Linked DNA regions of Homo sapiens: region 2 is linked to region 1. Evidence: chromatin loops called from intact Hi-C (ENCODE). Cell type or tissue: mammary epithelial cell. All regions are shown on one strand. Each heading gives the region's core, and the rest is flanking DNA. Links, peaks and the distances in the headings are about the cores only.

The links. Hi-C counts contacts between places; a loop is a spot of excess contacts. Peaks named below come from ENCODE experiments on the same cell type or tissue, not always from the same donor. Only the 100,000 strongest peaks of a DNase experiment are listed, where the experiment ranks them.
Region 2: a loop joins it to region 1, with 9 times the contacts of the local background. A loop is called at or near these places in 18 of 110 quality-filtered maps.

The regions. Positions count from the first base shown.
Region 1 is chr2:170,231,398-170,239,739 of GRCh38, forward strand. MYO3B (myosin IIIB) reads left to right here. Exons shown (of 35, transcript NM_138995.5): 7 at 4,594-4,739. Among named protein-coding and RNA genes, the nearest start is that of MYO3B, 57 kb to the left of the region's middle. RefSeq lists a silencer at 6,322-6,616. In mammary epithelial cell, for the core only: a CTCF peak has its summit at 4,742 (motif pointing right); no DNase peak of the experiment used is centred there.
Region 2 is chr2:170,356,448-170,364,789 of GRCh38, forward strand. All of the region lies in intron 8 of MYO3B (myosin IIIB), which reads left to right. Among named protein-coding and RNA genes, the nearest start is that of MYO3B-AS1, 9.7 kb to the left of the region's middle. RefSeq lists an enhancer at 6,452-6,746. In mammary epithelial cell, for the core only: a CTCF peak has its summit at 5,062 (motif pointing right); no DNase peak of the experiment used is centred there; H3K27me3 peaks cover 551 bases.

The DNA of each region.
Region 1 (8,342 bases), core at 304-8,303:
GTAATGACCAACATTTGGGAGTCTCAACCCACTGCTAGGTAAAATAGCTATTGGCCTTGGGCACTAAAGCTGCCAGTGCATAGATATTGCTAGTAATCCAGCATTAGTGTTTTTCTTCTTCCTAAAATAAGCAGCAGTGTAGTCTAACTGTACCAGAAGAGCCGTAAGTTTGCATTTCAAGGTAGGAACCTGGACATGCTCCATTAACCAGCTTCCAAACAATTGCTCTGTCGCTGAAGCTCATCTTCCTTAACAGAGGCATTATTACAGCAACCAGCATATTTTCATAGACCTTAAGACCTTCTACAAAACATTGGCAACAAAATCCCCTCAAAGTTCCAGCCATCCTGTTCACACCTCAGAATAATGTACTGTTCACTCTAGCTAATTTGTATGGCAGTGTTAGCCTCTCAGTTTGAGATACTACCCAAAGATCACTTACTTGGAAGTCGCAAAGTCGTAGAATATTAGAGCTAGAAGGGATCGTATAGGTTATTTATTTCCACCTTACCACTTTATAGATAGAGAGAGGTCCTGAGAATATAAGTGATTTGTTTTCAGATGTGAAAGGGTGTGCATTTGGGATCCTGGACCTTTGTCAACACCGTCTCATTTCTCTCCACTCCTTTAATGTGACTTACAGAACCTGGAAAACCTGGTCCCAAAGACGTGCACTTACTTGCCTTCGTCAGTCTCCTTTCTTAATGGAGCATCCTAACAACTGATTCAGAGAGTTCTTTTTGAGGTCACCTTCTCCTGGGGACAAGGGAAGAAAGACCATTCGACCATCCAAGCATCCTTAACTCAGCTCTATTTAACCTAGAGACAAGGAGAATGTTGAGCTAAAGAGAATGATAGTAGTGTTTTCTCTTAAAGAAATAGCTTCAGACTTTGGTATTGGATTGATAGGGAATCCCATTCCAGGATGTTGACCTTCAGTTGCCCTGCATCCTCTTAAGAGTGCTTCTTTAACTCTCATCGTATGTGTAACCTGCAGAAAGGGCTGTTTCCTCCTGGTAAGGAGCAATCCTGAATGAGAGACCCCCAAAGAAGATGGAGTTGAAATGACAAAACCTCAGAACACCTGAGCGTAGTCAAAATATGAGTGCAGAAGCTGATAATTTTAACAATTTTAACCAACTGTAACTTTTATTATAGATAGCACTTATATGGCAATGATTCATTTAGTTATCCTTCTCCCTGCCTGGGTTCAAATTCTGGCCCTGACAATTACTAGCTATGTGATGCCAGGTAAGCTGTTTAACCATGCTATCCTCAGTTTCCACACCTGCATAAGTGATAATAGCACCTACTTTGCCAAATTATTATGAAGATTAAGTTCAGTGTGTATTTGACTTTCTCTTCCCAGGGCCTACTATCATGCCAGACTAATGAGTACTCAATAATTATTTGTGAATTATTTTATTAGCATAATTTTCAATAAACTTCCTTGGAAGGCTGAACTTAAATAATTTCTTTGTTACATGATGCACTGAAGAGAAGAATTAGGCCAAGATATGATTTTCTATTCATCAGAATGAGCTGAAGATAATGTTTGTCTGTAAAGAGAAGTTGAAACCAGATACAAGTTTTGAATATTTTAGGACAACGCTTGAGAAATGTTAGAATATCTCCATTTTCACATTTAGATATGTTCTTAGAATTGCCTTTTGTGTCCCATCCAAGTTGGCTAGAAGCTGATTTGAATTTCTCCGCAAAAGTTCTAGACTATGGGTACTAGATACTTTTTATTGTCTTGCTTAGCCAGCAGTGGTCTCCTTCTAAAATCTTAAGCATTTAGAGCCCATATCCTTTATTGGACGTGTTAGTACACATTGTCTTAGGGCATTTATAGTTGTCATGGTTTGTCATTTAATTATGATAGGTTCACCTTATATTTTGATTGGCCATAGCTCCTATTGGGGAAGGACAGAGTCTTATTTCTCTCTCCCTCACAGGCCCTATCACAGTGTCATGAATAACAGTGAACTATTTGTTGATTGATAGGTCTAAAATTATGTTTGTCTTACACTTTCGAAAGTGTCATTTCTGAAAGGGAAGGTGTTGAATAGCCTTCTCTAGGGATCTTTAAAAATAATGTAGGTTCTCACCTGATTGGGGTGAGGAAAGGGAGGTCTTTGGGGGCAATGAAATGGCCTTTGGTTCTGAAACTGGAATTGTTTGAACTTCAGTTTGAATGTACATTTGAAAATAACGTGTTAAAAGTATGACAGGATATTCTATTCAGAAGATGGGGCTGGGGCCAGGCCAAGGATGTGGATATATAGAAAATGTTCTTCAGCTCAGAAGAGAAGAGTACAGGGCAATTATGAGAACAAGAGCACAGAGTTTAGAGCACATTTTGCACAGTTGGCACATTTTGCCAGGCCTTACAGGTCCAATGCACTGTTTCTGGAAGAGAGCAGGAATACTAGTTTTCTATCACTGCCATAACAATACCACAAACTTAGTGGCTTAAAACACCTGTTTCTGGCCGGGCGCGGTGGCTCACGCCTGTAATCCCAGCACTTTGGGAGGCCGAGGCGGGTGGATCACGAGGTCAGGAGATCGAGACCATCCCGGCTATAACGGTGAAACCCCGTCTCTACTAAAAATACAAAAAATTAGCCGGGCGTAGTGGCGGGCGCCTGTAGTCCCAGCTACTTGGGAGGCTGAGGCAGGAGAATGGCGTGAACCCAGGAGGCGGAGCTTGCAGTGAGCCGAGATCCCGCCACTGCACTCCAGCCTGGGCGACAGAGTGAGACTCCGTCTCAAAAAAAAAAAAAAAAACAAAACAAAACAAAAAAAAAACACCTGTTTCTTAGTCTTAATCTGTTTCATGCTGCTATAACAGATTATCTGAGACTGGGTAATTTATAAAGAACAGAAATTTATTTTCTCACAGTTCTAGAGGCTGGGAAGCCTAAGGTCAAAGTGCTGGCATCTGGTGTGGGCCTTCATACTATGTCCTCACATGGCAGAAGGCAGAAGGGAGCAAACCCAGTCCTGCAAGCCCTTTTCATGGTAGCATTAATCCATTCACAAGGGCAGAATTCTCATGACCTAACCACCTCCCAAAAGGATCCACCTTCCATTGGTTGCACTGGGGATTAAATTTCTAACACATGAATTTTGGGAGGCATGTTCAGACCATAGCAGTTATCTTACGATTCTCTAGATCAGAAGTCCAGTATGAGTCTCACCAGGCTAAAATACTCTTCTCCATTTCGAAGTGTCCCAGGCATCTGAGGCTTAATATATCCTAAATGGAGGTCCACTCTTCACCCCAAACCTGCCCCTCCTACTGTCTTCCTCATCTTAGTAAATACCAATTCTATTCTGGTGGTTGCTCATGTCAAAAACTTTGGAGTGTTCCTTAGCTCTCCTTTCTTCTAAGCCCTGTTCAACAAATCCAGTTGGCTGTACATTCAAAATTATACCTAGAATCTGATTATTTCTCGCCATCTCACAATCTCTCATCTGGATCCCTGCAGTAACATATTTAACTGGTTTTGTTTCTTCTCCTCATAATCTATCCTCTGCACAGTAGCCAGAGTGATCTTGCTAAAACATAAGCTAGATCTGTCACTCCTCTGCTCACCACAGTCAGTAGTCTCATTTCATTTGGAATGAAAAAAACTAAAGACATTATGATGGCCTAAGAGGGTGTCTCTATTACTCTGGTCTTCCTGTGCTCACCATTATAGGTGTTGCCCCTCCCTGATGTTTTGGATCATCAGACATTGAAGTCTCCCACCTGGCCATGGCCATGGGTCATCCTGGTGGCAGATTTTAGGTCAAATAGGAGTTCCTGGTCCTCCACATCCTCTGGCTCACTCCTGACTTCTCCTATCGCCATTGTGATAGTCATCAGAGTCTGAGTGTAGGAGATGTTCTTGCCTGACTCAAAAAGTTGATAAAAACATTCCTCCACAGGGTTACAGACTCCTCAACCCAATGACAAGCCCAGGGTCATTTTCTGGTTCTGCTGCTCTTGTACCTAGTCAGGCCAAGTAACTGGAATGGCAGTTGTTTCTGTGATGCATACCATTGTTGGAGTTTGAGGAGGGGAAAGATGCTCTTAGAAAAAGGGAAGGGTGGAGTGGGGTCATTTCTACTTTATGTTAACCATGTGGGTCTTCCAACATCTCTCTGCTTAGTTGGTTATACTCGCGGGAATTTCATGCATCTCAAAGTACACAAGCATCTTTGAGAACAATTGTTGCTTGTTATTGAATTCAGTAGCTGGTAATGAGGTGAAGGATGTAGACAAAGCCTTTCCTTAAAGAATAGCAGGGTTGGGATGGTGTGGTATACATCCGCTTCCTCCCCTTGCACTGTTCTTGTTACTTAGACGGTTCAATGCATGCTTTTTAAAAACAAAACTGACACATTTGTAAAAGCTAATGAACGTATAAGATAATAAATTGGTTATACACAAATAAGGCCTAGAATGCACACATCTTATTACTGGAATTCAATATCATCGTGGCCAAGAAAACTGAGAACGGGGCTAAGATCAGCCCAGGGCCTTTTTAGGACATCTGATGTGGCAGTAGGGTTGATGTGTCATGTCCTGCTTTTGTCCAATAGGTCATTGCCTGTGAGCAGCAGTATGACTCTTCCTATGACGCTCGCTGTGACGTCTGGTCCTTGGGGATCACAGCTATTGAACTGGGGGATGGAGACCCTCCCCTCTTTGACATGCATCCTGTGAAAACACTCTTTAAGATTCCAAGGTAAGACACAAGATGGCGCTCTTGACTCATTAGTTCTTTGTGAAAGCGTCTGGTTAGAGGGATAATAAATAGTTTGCAAGCAATTTCTCTCCAAACCTGACAAAGCCTGATTGTGAAATATATTTTCTTTGAAAAAGCAAGGGGGGCTGGGGGGGACAGAGAAGAGGATGTTCCTGAAAGATAACATACCCCAAGGAATAATAAGACCATGTTGGAACAATTGCCTATTTTTAGCACTCAGCTTTTTCTGAGATACTCATTTTTTGTACTTTGCACGATAAGACTACGAATGGAATTGTGGATTAAGTAATCTGTCTAAATGCTAGTGTTTTCTTTTTAATTACATACTTTCTCTAGTATTCAGTGAAAACATATGTATATCATATTGCTGTATTCACTCAGACTAGCATTGAAATGTATCAGAAAATGTTACATCAGCGCTATATCTTACTCTCCATCCCTTAATTTCCGTCTCAGTGGAAAATTGTGCGGAAAGAGGTCTGTTTGGAGAGCATTTAAATGCAAGTATACTTTCTATTCTGTGTATTCATTAGTGGTTTGTACAAGAGGTTGGGTTGCCTTTCATTGGAATCGGGCTGATGTATGGCCAGCTCACGGCTCTAGTTATGGAATATGAAGCTATCCAGGGACTCCTTCCCAACCAGGGTGCAGATTGAGAGATAATTTGTACCTTCCATATGTCTCTTTCAAAGGAAGGCTCTGGGCAGGCTGGGAGCCATTTAACTGCCTTAACAATACAAATGTTGACCTTTCCTTATCTGCACAATCACACAGCTATCACAGCCTTTAAAAATTTCTCCTGATTGCAATTTGCATTTCTGATTAGGTCTATTTATATGCAGATGAGGCTCTCTGATGTTCATCATCATAATTTTATCATTTTATACCTAATCCAGATGTGAACAACCACCAACCACTATTCCAAAAATGATTCCCACCCAAGCCAGAGTTAGTCTTTTTGCCTTTTTCGAATCACAAAAACAGGTCACAGCGATTAGAGGAGCAGACGAAGCACCTGGCTTTTTAAATTAATAGTCTGGTGAACATTCAAAAGGATATAAGAATGCAGGAGCTAAAAGCTGCATTGTGTATAGTAATAAGTCAGAAAATGGGAAATGGTGTCTGGAATGATTTGTGTGTGTGCTTTGATTTTTTTTTACAAATGGTTTACCCCTCACCATTTATTTAATGTGGCAACATAATTTCCTGAATATCAGGATTAAGGTGTAGCTTCTCTTTAGCAAAATAATATGTACTTTTGATAAGAGATCATCTATATTTTTTTCCTTTCTTGTTATGTATTTGTATACAGACCAGGTGTTCAAAAATTTCTTAAGGTGATAAATGTGAGGCAGCAAAGAGTGTGTGTTTTTGGCGGGGGGGAGGGGGGTGTATATGTTTAAATAGACCCTTCCACTCTATTGACTCCACTTAGCTTGCTTCTGTGCCCAGCCAAGCTTCTTCTAATAATCTCATATTCTCTCACCACTCATCTCTTCCATCTTGGGAGAAGCCTCCAGATCTCCAGATGTGGAATACGAGTAACTAAGTCTCTACTGCCTGCCTCGGGACAGAGTGGATCCCAAGAATTGGGCAATTGTTAGAAAAGGATCCTTATCCCAACTTAGTTTAAGGCTTTGTTTCTCTCCCCCTAGTGTAACCTCCTGCCCTTTTAATGTCTCTTGGTTCCTGTGCAAATGATGAATCAGATTGAACTAGGCAATGTCAGCAATAATCAGTCAGCAGATTCTCAGTGTGATTATGTGTGCTCATGTGTGTTCAACACTTGCCATTGTCACAACCTTAATGGCTGACGTGACATTCTTGGACAAGAATGATAAGAGGTTTTATTTTATTTTATTTTAAATCTTAGCATATTTACGTACATTGTACAGCTTTTTTCTTCCCCAAACCAGGAAAAATATGTTGGGTTTATATTCACCAAGTTATTTACTTTAAAATTACTCTGTCAATTAGAATTGCACAGTTCTCTTTGAAGGGTTATGGATTGACCAAATGTGTGCATCCTGTGTGAGTGCTACTTAATTTCTAGTGCTAAAAATGTATCCTTTCCCCAGAAAAGCTCTTTGATGAAAAGTACAGAAATTAAGCATTTATGTATTTTAAAAAGGCATTCAAATTATTTACCTGTGTGTTTCATTGGAATCGATCTCAGTTCAGTGCCTGTCTGTCTGTCTGTCTCTCTTTCTCTCTCTCTCTCTCTCCGCCCCCTCAGTGGAGAAAAGCAAATGAAAAATAATGACAAAAATCCTTTGAATCCATTTGGCTTCAGAATTAATTTTTTTTCTATTTGAATGTGACTATTTTCAGTGCTTTGGAATTCTTGTCAGTGAAACAATGAAATCCTTTTCAGGGTATGTTGGGATCCAGAATACTGCGTGTGGCTTCTTCCTCTGGCTTTCCTCACTGACCTTTTCCCGGCAACCCTTTCTTTACTGGAAATAAATTGAGTAAATTACCCAGTAAGGGAAGAAAATAAAACCTTGATGGAGTCAGGGAAGAAGTGACTTTCACAAGTTAAAAAAAGATTTATGAGTTAATGAAGTGCTGGTTACCTGTGAGCCTCAGATGTCAATAAAACAGGTAATTAGGAAGGTTCCCTGGGTATTGTCAGGAAATAGGTGGCAACTTGCCTTGATGTGGTTGATTTGCCTGTACATGGGTCTCCTTGCTTTTCCCTTTTCTTCCTTTATCCACCTTCTCCTTTCTCTTGACCTTCACATTAGAAGATCACACACAGGGTCATCGTGACCTGCTTTGAAATACTGCGTGACTCACAATCTTTCCCACTTTGCAAACACACAGAAATTACCTGCTGATTGGCAGAGCATCCACTATTTGCTGAACCTGTCAGCATGTGTCATCTCGTCTAACGCCTTTGCTCCAAAAAAGTCACCCCTCTCTGACTGTCACTGCTCTGTCTGCTGCTATTTTTCCCCAGGAGTTATAAGAGAGCAAATGAGTGAATATCATTTCTCTCAACATCAGTGGATTCAACTGTCTCTCATGACTCTTTACTGAGGACTTCTTTAAAATTCCAAAGGCTTAAAAGGATCTTGAAGATGACCTGGATATATTTTTCCCTTAAAAAGAGATCCGTTTCATAGATATAATTGCAAGAATCAATAGAGTTAGTGGAAATATACAATTATGTTGGTCTCTTGACAAGCAGGTATCTTTCCTTAGCTTTGAGTCTTTGGCTAATGACCCCCTTGACTTCCATAGAGGGGAGTGAGGAAGGCTGTGGGCATCAGTGTGGGTGGGTTCACTGGTCAGTCACTGACAGCTGCATCATCTGCCCATTTATTTGGGGCCAGGTATGAGCTGACTCTGTCCATTGTCTCATCACACATTGAATATTTCCACTTTATTCCTTGTGGAAAAATGCAGAATGTTTTCAGGATTCTCAGCAGAAATGTCTTTGGCTGGAAATGGACAGCACAGGCTGGCCTGAACATTCCAGTCCCTGAAGCTGGTGATTATCCCTTCCTAAAGAGAATTTCCCTGCAGTACACAATTCAAAAAAAGGACAGCTCATGATCATCACCAATTTGCATTTCG
Region 2 (8,342 bases), core at 266-8,265, 130 kb after region 1:
TGCTTCCTGGGTTCAAGCAGTTCTCCTGCCTCAGCCTCCTGAGTAGCTGGGATTACAGGCATCCATCACCACACCTGGCTAATTTTGTATTTTTAGTAGAGATGGGGTTTCACCATGTTGGCCAGGCTGGTCTCGAACTCCTGACCTCAGGTGATCCACCCACCTCAGCCTCCCAAAGTGCTGGGATTACAAGTGTGAGCCACCGCACCTGGCTGCATGGAGCCATTTCTATGAAAACCCTGGAAAGCTATATCTTTAGTCTTGTTACCTGTCATTACATCACAGTTCTCCAAATTGCTGGTCTGTTTTATTTATTTATTTTTATTTTTATCTTTAAAAAAATGTTTTAAGACAAGGTCTCACCCTGTGGCCCAGGCTGGAGTGCAGTGGTACAATCATGGCTCACTGCAGCCTCAACCTCCTGGGCTCAAGCAGTCCTCCCACCTCAGCCTCCCAAGTGGCTGGGACCATAGGTATGCACCACCACGGCCCCCTGATTTAAAAACAATATTTTTGGTAGAGACAGGGTCTCCCTGTGTGGCTCAGGCTTGTCTCTAACTCCTGGGCTCAAGCAATATTCCTGGCTCAGCCTCCCAAAGTGCTGGGATCACAGACAGGTGTGAGACACTGGGCCTGGCCTAGTCTGTTTTTATATCATGGATTTTAAGAAATATAGAACAGAATTCCTGTCTCTACTAAAAATACAAAAATTAGCTGGGCATTGTGGCAGTCACCTATAATCTCAGCTACTCAGGAAGCTGAGGCAGGAGAATCCCTTGAACCTGGGAGGCGGAGGTTGCAGTGAGCCAAGATCACGCCTTGCACTCCAGCCTGGGCAACAGAGAGAGACTCCATCTCAAAAAAAATAAAAATAAAAATAAATAATATATATTATATATATATATTTTATATATTATATATTTATATGTGTATTATATATTATATTTTATATATATGTATATAACTGACTACATTTTATCTTTCACATTGTCTGACAGAAAGCCCAGAGCCCCATTTGTGGACACCGCTAACAAAGTCTTTTATTTGGTATTCTAATTCCTATTAGATTCCAGGGTATCTTTCTTCCCTTATTTCCCCTTTGCTTCATTTTTCTGTTTGGTTTATAATTGTTTTTTATCTTTCCTTATCACATATACCTTTATTTATTTAAGCACCTATTGTTTTAAGGTGTCTTAAGTTATTTCTGGAACAAGATGGAATATTTTAAAATTTGCATACGTTGGTAGGAATATAAAATGATGCTATGATTTTGGAAAACAGTCTGGTAGTTCCTCAAGAAGACAAACATAAAGTTACCATAACCAGCAATCCAGGGGAAATGAAAACATGTGTCCACATAAAAGCTTGTACAGAAATGTTCGTAGTAGCAATAATTCATAATAGCTTAAAAGTAGAAACAACCAGCTGGGCGCAGTGGCTCACGCCTGTAATCCCAGCACTTTGGGAGGCCAAGGTGGGTGGATCACCTGAGGTCGGGAGTTCGAGACCAGGCTGACCAACATGGAGAAACTCCGTCTCTACTAAAAATACAAAAGTAGCCAGGTGCGGTGGGGAGCGCCTGTAATCCCAGCTACTCCGGAGGCTGAGGCAGGAGAATCACTTGAACCTGGGAGGCAGAGGTTGCGGTGAGCCGAGATCGCACCATTGCACTCCAGCCTGGGCAACGAGAGTGAAACTCCTTCTCAAAAAAAAAAACAAAAAAACAAAAGTAGAAACAACCTAAGTGTCTATCAACTGATAGACGGATCAACAAAATGTGGTATGTCCATATAATGAAACATTATTTAACAATAAAAATGAATGAAATATTAATATATGCTGTGATATGAATGAACCTTGAAAACATGCAAAATGAAAGAAGCTAGTCACAAAAGACCATACATATTATATGAAATGTCCAGATTAGACAAATCTACAGGGACAGAAAGTAGATTAGTGGTTGCCTGGGACTGAGGAGGTTGAGGGAGTATAGGGTGTGAATGCTAATGGATACGGGGTTTCTTTTTGGGGTGATGAAAATGTTCTGAAATTGATTGTGGTAATGGTTGCACAACTGTGTGAATATATTAAAAATAATTGAATTGTACATTTTTAATGGATGAACTGTATAGTATGTGAACTATATCTCATTAAACCTATTATAAGAATTATTAGCAATAATCAGTTGAAAATTTTATTGAGTAGTTTTTGCTGATTTTCTTGCATTTAAAATTTTTACTTAATGCCAGCTATGCACATTATAGTTGCAACCACTCATTTTGAGCAGAATCTACAGACTTGTTTGGGATTGTGGGTCTCCAAGAATAGGGACGGCCTTCTCCGTAGTAGGCAAATTCCCTCTATATTACTTAATTTATAAATTTGAGCTACTAGGCAAAGGCAGTAGTTGTTCAGGAGCAAGTTCTAAGCCTGTGCACATAAAAGCTATCAGTTCTATTTTCGCTTCTCCTTGTCTTTGCATACCCTATCTCCTCTGCCCTTGTCATCTTATTCCACCTGGTAATGAAAATAAATGAGCGAGAGTAGTCAGAAAAGTAAAAGAATAACTAAGAGATGTAGCATCACTACAGGCAATGAAACAGAATGTTTCAAGAAACCAGGGTAATGATGGTCATTAGTGACCTCTTGAACAGAGAGGTTGAATACAATGAGAACTAAAAAGGGAACACAGAATCGGCAACTTAAAGGCCTTTAGGGTCCTTTGAGAGAGATTTTAGTTGGGTAGTGAAGATAAAAGATTTTTATGTTCACAAACATTTAGCTACAGGCCCATCTATTAAATTTAAGTTTGCCTAAGATTCCATTGGTGACCTCTTCTCTTTTCTTTCAACACTCTTGACTTGTCTTCAAGTTCCAGGGCTACAATCATCATCTTTCCCTTTCTATTTCATTAATTCAGACTGTATTCTTCCTAAATGAATTCACTCCTTCCCTCTAATCTACTCTCTAATGTGGTGCCACTTTATTTTCTAAAGCAAATATCTAATTGTGTTATATCCTTGTTCATGAACCTCAGTTTAATGTGGCTAAGAAAGCCCAAACTTACCAGCAAGACCTTCTGGGTTCTGAAAAGATGTTCCAGCCAGACTCTCACCCCATCTCTATTATAACTGCATTGTTCTGTTCTACTCATATCCCTAGATGAGCCTTGCATTTTATACCAATGAACTTCCTCAAAAGGCTACTGTACCCTCCGCTTGGAATGCCTCTTGCCTGCATTTTCTGTCAATACCCCTTTTGTTCTTTAAGACCCAAGGATCATCTCTCATGTGAAACTCTTGCTCCTAGTTAGAATTATTTACTTCGTCTGCGCTATTCTAGTGCTTATACTTTTCAGCCTTAAATTATTATTATTTATGTCCATGTCTATTCTAATACTTCTTTCTAAATCCCATGAAAGCAAATGTCTCATTCCAGGCATTGTTTTCCCTAGGCATTTGCTGTGGCACCATTCACAGTAAATACCTAGTAAGTTTTTGAATGAATCAATGAAATCAATCTCATCTGATTCTCTAAATCTTTCATATGTGTAAGTTTGGTATTACCCCAGAAGCTGATAAGTTTCTTGTGGATGAATATAATGTCTTCTGTTTGATTTGCACTCTCTTAGCCCCAACCCCAGTTCTGGTATAGTCCTGAGCATGTAATGATCATGCACTGTGGAACAGATTGTTCATTTCTGTTAGAGGATGGCTGGGTACTCTCTATTCCTTCTCCTTGTAGGGAGAAGAATGCATACAAATGAGAATTGTGGATTTAATTCAGGGAAGGGTGGCAAGTAGGATCATGGGAAGAAATACAATTCATGTGTCCCTGGGCATTTAAGCCTGGACTAAGAAGCAGACCATGACTGTTTGTCAAAATGGAAATTGATTTTCGAATCAAAGAAATGAGCCAGACATTAAAAAAATTACCCAAAGGCATGAACTTGAAAATGCCAAAGCTCTTTGCTTTTGCTGAATTGCCAGACCCCAGAAATTCCCTTCCCCTCAGAACTTTGAAAGTTCTGATCAGGGCATCTACTATCAAACAGAAATTTGTCCTCAGTGGTAGGAATCAACTGAGAGAAAGTAGCTAACTAATGAGCACAGTATTATTAAAATCTAACTGAGGGAGCCATTGCACATTAACATTTCCTTGTTGCTGTGGTTTGAATGTGTCTCCTCCAAAATTCAGGTGCTGGCTTTGTGATAGTATTAAGAGGTGGGTTCTTTAAGAGGTCGTTAGGTCATGAGAGCCTCTCCGTGGTGAATGGGATTAAGGATTAAGTACTGGATAAACAGGCTTGAAGGAGAGGCAGTTAGTCTCTTCTTGCCTTTTGGCCTTCCACTGTGTGAAGACACAGCATTCCTCTCCTCTGAAGGAGCCATCTTGGAAGTAGAGAGCAGCCCTCACCAGACAACTGAACCTGCTGGAGGCTTGATCTTGGAATTCTCAGCCGTCAGAACTGTGAGAAAGTACATTTCTGTTCTTTATAAATTACCCAGTCTTAGGTCATCTGATAGAGCAGTGCAAAATGGAGTAAGACACTTATGTAGCACTCATACTGCTAATTATCAATAGGTGTACCACAGCTATCTTCCTCCAATGGACTGACTGACTGTATACCCAGCAACTAGTACAGTGTCTGGCCCAGGGAGCTGACATTTATCAATTGTTCGCTATATACCAAATACTAGACATGAATTAACTCATTTATTCCCCACAATAACCTTTCTAACCATTTAAGGTGTGATCTCCCAGGGACCACACCTTCTCCAGCCCTTTGAACTAAAGGGTGGCATTTGAACATAGACTAACAATCTGATAAGCTAGTTGCTGGGGCTGTGTTTATCTGTGCCCTGACTGTGTCACATGGGTGGAGTTGCCTGGAGAAATATCTGGTTAATTGCAAGGTGCTTTTTATAAAAACTCAACCAAAGAAAAAAGAAAGCCAGGAGGAGGGAGAAGGTGATGACTTGGGGCCACCAGTTAACAATCCTTAAGACTGCCTTAATTCTCGGACACAAAATTGACATCTTCTTGGCTGCCACTGTGTCCAGCAGAGGGCAACCTTATCCCCATTCTTTGTCAAATGCCGTAGGACAGTTTGAAAGCGTAGCTTAAACATAAGAAGGAGGTGCCAAGAACAAGAATAAAACAGCCAACTCGGTCAGTATGCCTTCAGTGACTTTTTCTTGGAGATACCTCTCTTTACCTTGAATCTGTGCCCCATCTTGACCTGCTACTTGGCTCTGGCCTGGTTCACTTGGCCCTTCTAACTTCATGTCATTTGTTTAGCACTTTTACATCTCTCTCTCTTTTTCCTCCTCCCAGACTGATTCTGCCTTTTGTCTATAGTATAGTCTCCTTTCCTCTGTTCCTCCTCACTGTGGCTCTCCACTTGTCCCCAGACAAGCAGGGCTTGAGGATCTAGAATTTTTGTTACCACATCTCCTTCCCTAAGAACATAGTCAGTTAGTCTGGGCTTTTCAAACTATTTCATATTGACCAAGGGCTTAGAGATAGAGGGTAAAGAGGTTCCTGGTTGACAGGTTTCACTGAGGCTGCAACCCTGGGGCATTACAGGGTTACATATTGCAGCTCTCTGCCTTACTGGGGGTCTCTGATCCTGGGCCTTGTTTTTGCATAGGGACTTTCTCCAGCCACACTGGTGCACACGTCTTAACTCTAGAGGTAGATTCTGTCCCATTTGCTCAGAGATGTGATATTTTGGCTTCAAACCACCACCCTATATGTTTTCTTTTGTCACCTTCTTTACTTTCTTTGAGTCTTCTCTGGGTGAGAAAAGTAGATGTTCTTTATCCCCAAGTTTCCTGCCCAGTGTCAGGCTTCAGGAAATGCAATGTTCTTCCCTTTCCATTTCCGTCCTACCTTCACTTGAGCTTACTGTGGACCTTTGGTGCTGACAGCTTTGTCTAAAGATCAGGCTCACTTGTTTATCTTTCCAACCTTGCCCCAGGATCTCTGGCAAGATGGCAGCTGCCCTGTCGTCCAGTAGCCATGTGGTCTCTTGCTTTTTACACAGACTCTATTCCCGTTACTCATTTCAAAGGGAGACTCAGCTTCCTGTTCAAAAGCTCTCCATCCTACCTTCTTGGGGATTTTTGTCTTTTAGCAAATACTGACTATTCTCCTCTGATTGATAACCATAGACCTGCCTAACTGAGTAATGCACTCCCAGTTCTCATTTACCTGTTTCAGGGGAGGACCCCACTTCCCCACCCCAAATGTGAAGTTAGCATGCAATTTCAGTTCTCACCAGTGAGACTTTGCAACAGCATCAAATGTGATATTCAGACTTCAGGAAAACTGAAATGCAGTTAAATATTCCACCAAACAGGGGGGTGATGTTTCACAGAAATACCATACACAGCATCAAGTTTCTCATTCTGCCTTCTTTTGAGGCATTAGTCATTTTGAGAAAATGCCTGTTTGTCATAGTCTTGTCTTGCAGAATGGAAATTTTCTTCCAAGGCAGAATACTGTGTGCTCTGATATTTAACCTATAATTAGTGTATCCTCTGGAGGATTTTCTCCCCTTGATTTAGAGGCCTCTTTGTCAGTCAGCCTTCTGTTTGACGATGATAGCAACCACAGGGCAGCACAGTGAATCACACGGCAGGGAAATGCTTGCTCAGATCCAAAATGTTTAGATCTTCTGTAGCAATGGGAACACATAACAATTCAAGTAGCAGGCCTGCAAGAAAATAGCAGGAAGTATAAAAGACAGAATATTTATAAAGAAATGAGAAGAGTCATAAATCCTGAGTTTTGATCTAGTTTTGCCCCAATGTATGGAATACATTGCTCACCCTCATGCTTTTCTTACCCAGTTTACTAGTATTTTTAGTTTTTGCCTTTTCAGCTGCTCTATATCAAGTGTTTTATTCATTGGTAAACAACAGTCAGAGGCTCTTGACAAATAGCTCCCCCTTGCAGGCATCCGGTTTTTTGGTTATGAAATGGCAGTTTACAGGCACAGAGTAGCTGTGTCACGACAGCATTATTGTCTTGGAGCAGAGAGTGCACAGACACCACCAGCTTGAGAGCCCGACCTTGTTTCTTGCTAAGAAATGTCCCGTTTTTGCCTGTTTTTGGCAGAAGCCAGACTGGGAGATTGCTGCAAATGGCTGCAACAACCTGTGTTTAATGTGGTGACACTAATAGATTCTGAGAATTAATCTTCAGCCAAGAAAGCATGATGGAAGGTACTAGAATTTCAAATTAGATAGTGGATTGATTTCCTTCAAGGCTGAAATTTGCTTCCTTTATCTTCTGGTGGACTTTTCTATCATATTCAAAACCACCCATCATGGCCTTATTTCCAGAGTCTCTTGCATATATCTCATGGTATAAATAAATTGTTATTCTGTTGTTTTGTCTGTTAGCACAGAGAAAGCATATCTAAATCCTAATTTTTTAAAAAAGATTAAAAAATCCAGGAATGAATGAAAGAAAGAATTACTTATGATTTGGGGAAAAGTAGTGTATCTAAATCTAGTCCTTGCTACTTGTTTTCTAGAATAAAGGACTCTGGAAAGAACTGAGCTCAGGAAAATATCTCCCCAGGTTGAAACACTGTCTTTTGCAGAAACAATAGCCCTCCAGAGTGTCTGAGATGTGGCAATTATTAAGAGTTCTTACAGTGTCCCCTCAGTCCACTGAGTTGAGGACTCTGGTGTCCATTCTAAAATCATGCGACTAATTGCTTACAACAGAACTTCCAAGGATATCATTTGTGGGGCCCAAACAAACAAACAAAAAGGTCTCTGTGGCTAAGTAAGCTTGGAAACGTGGGCTCAAATAGAATTAAACTTTTTTTTAACCCTAGCTCTTGTAAGAACCTTTAATAGGCTTGTGTGCATTACAAAACTCCAAACTTACTTGGTTTAGAGAATCACCAATGTTTTCCAAACTCTTTTGACTAGGAAACTAGCTTCTTTTTTTGATGGAATGCTTTATGTGTCTAGTGCTTCCCCTAATTCACCTCATGTTGGCTGGCCCCCAATCCCATACAGAGTTTAACATTTTATGCATCCTTTTGTAAAAACTGCTCAGTCCCTGGCTGGGGGAAGATAGTCTTCTTTTGGAATTTGCAATTCCTGGTTTAATAAGCAATACCTGAAATGAATACGTTTCTTAGAACTCCTTTAGTTCTACTTGTTTGTTCTCCAAATCAGGTTAAAGGATTCTATCTTGCTTTATAAAAGGACATGGAGGCTATCAGGAGTTTTAGGAATCCCAGCTGTCAGTTTCATCTTCATCCACTAAATCTCTGCTGACCAGGGATAGAAATGACAAGCCGACAAACTTAAACA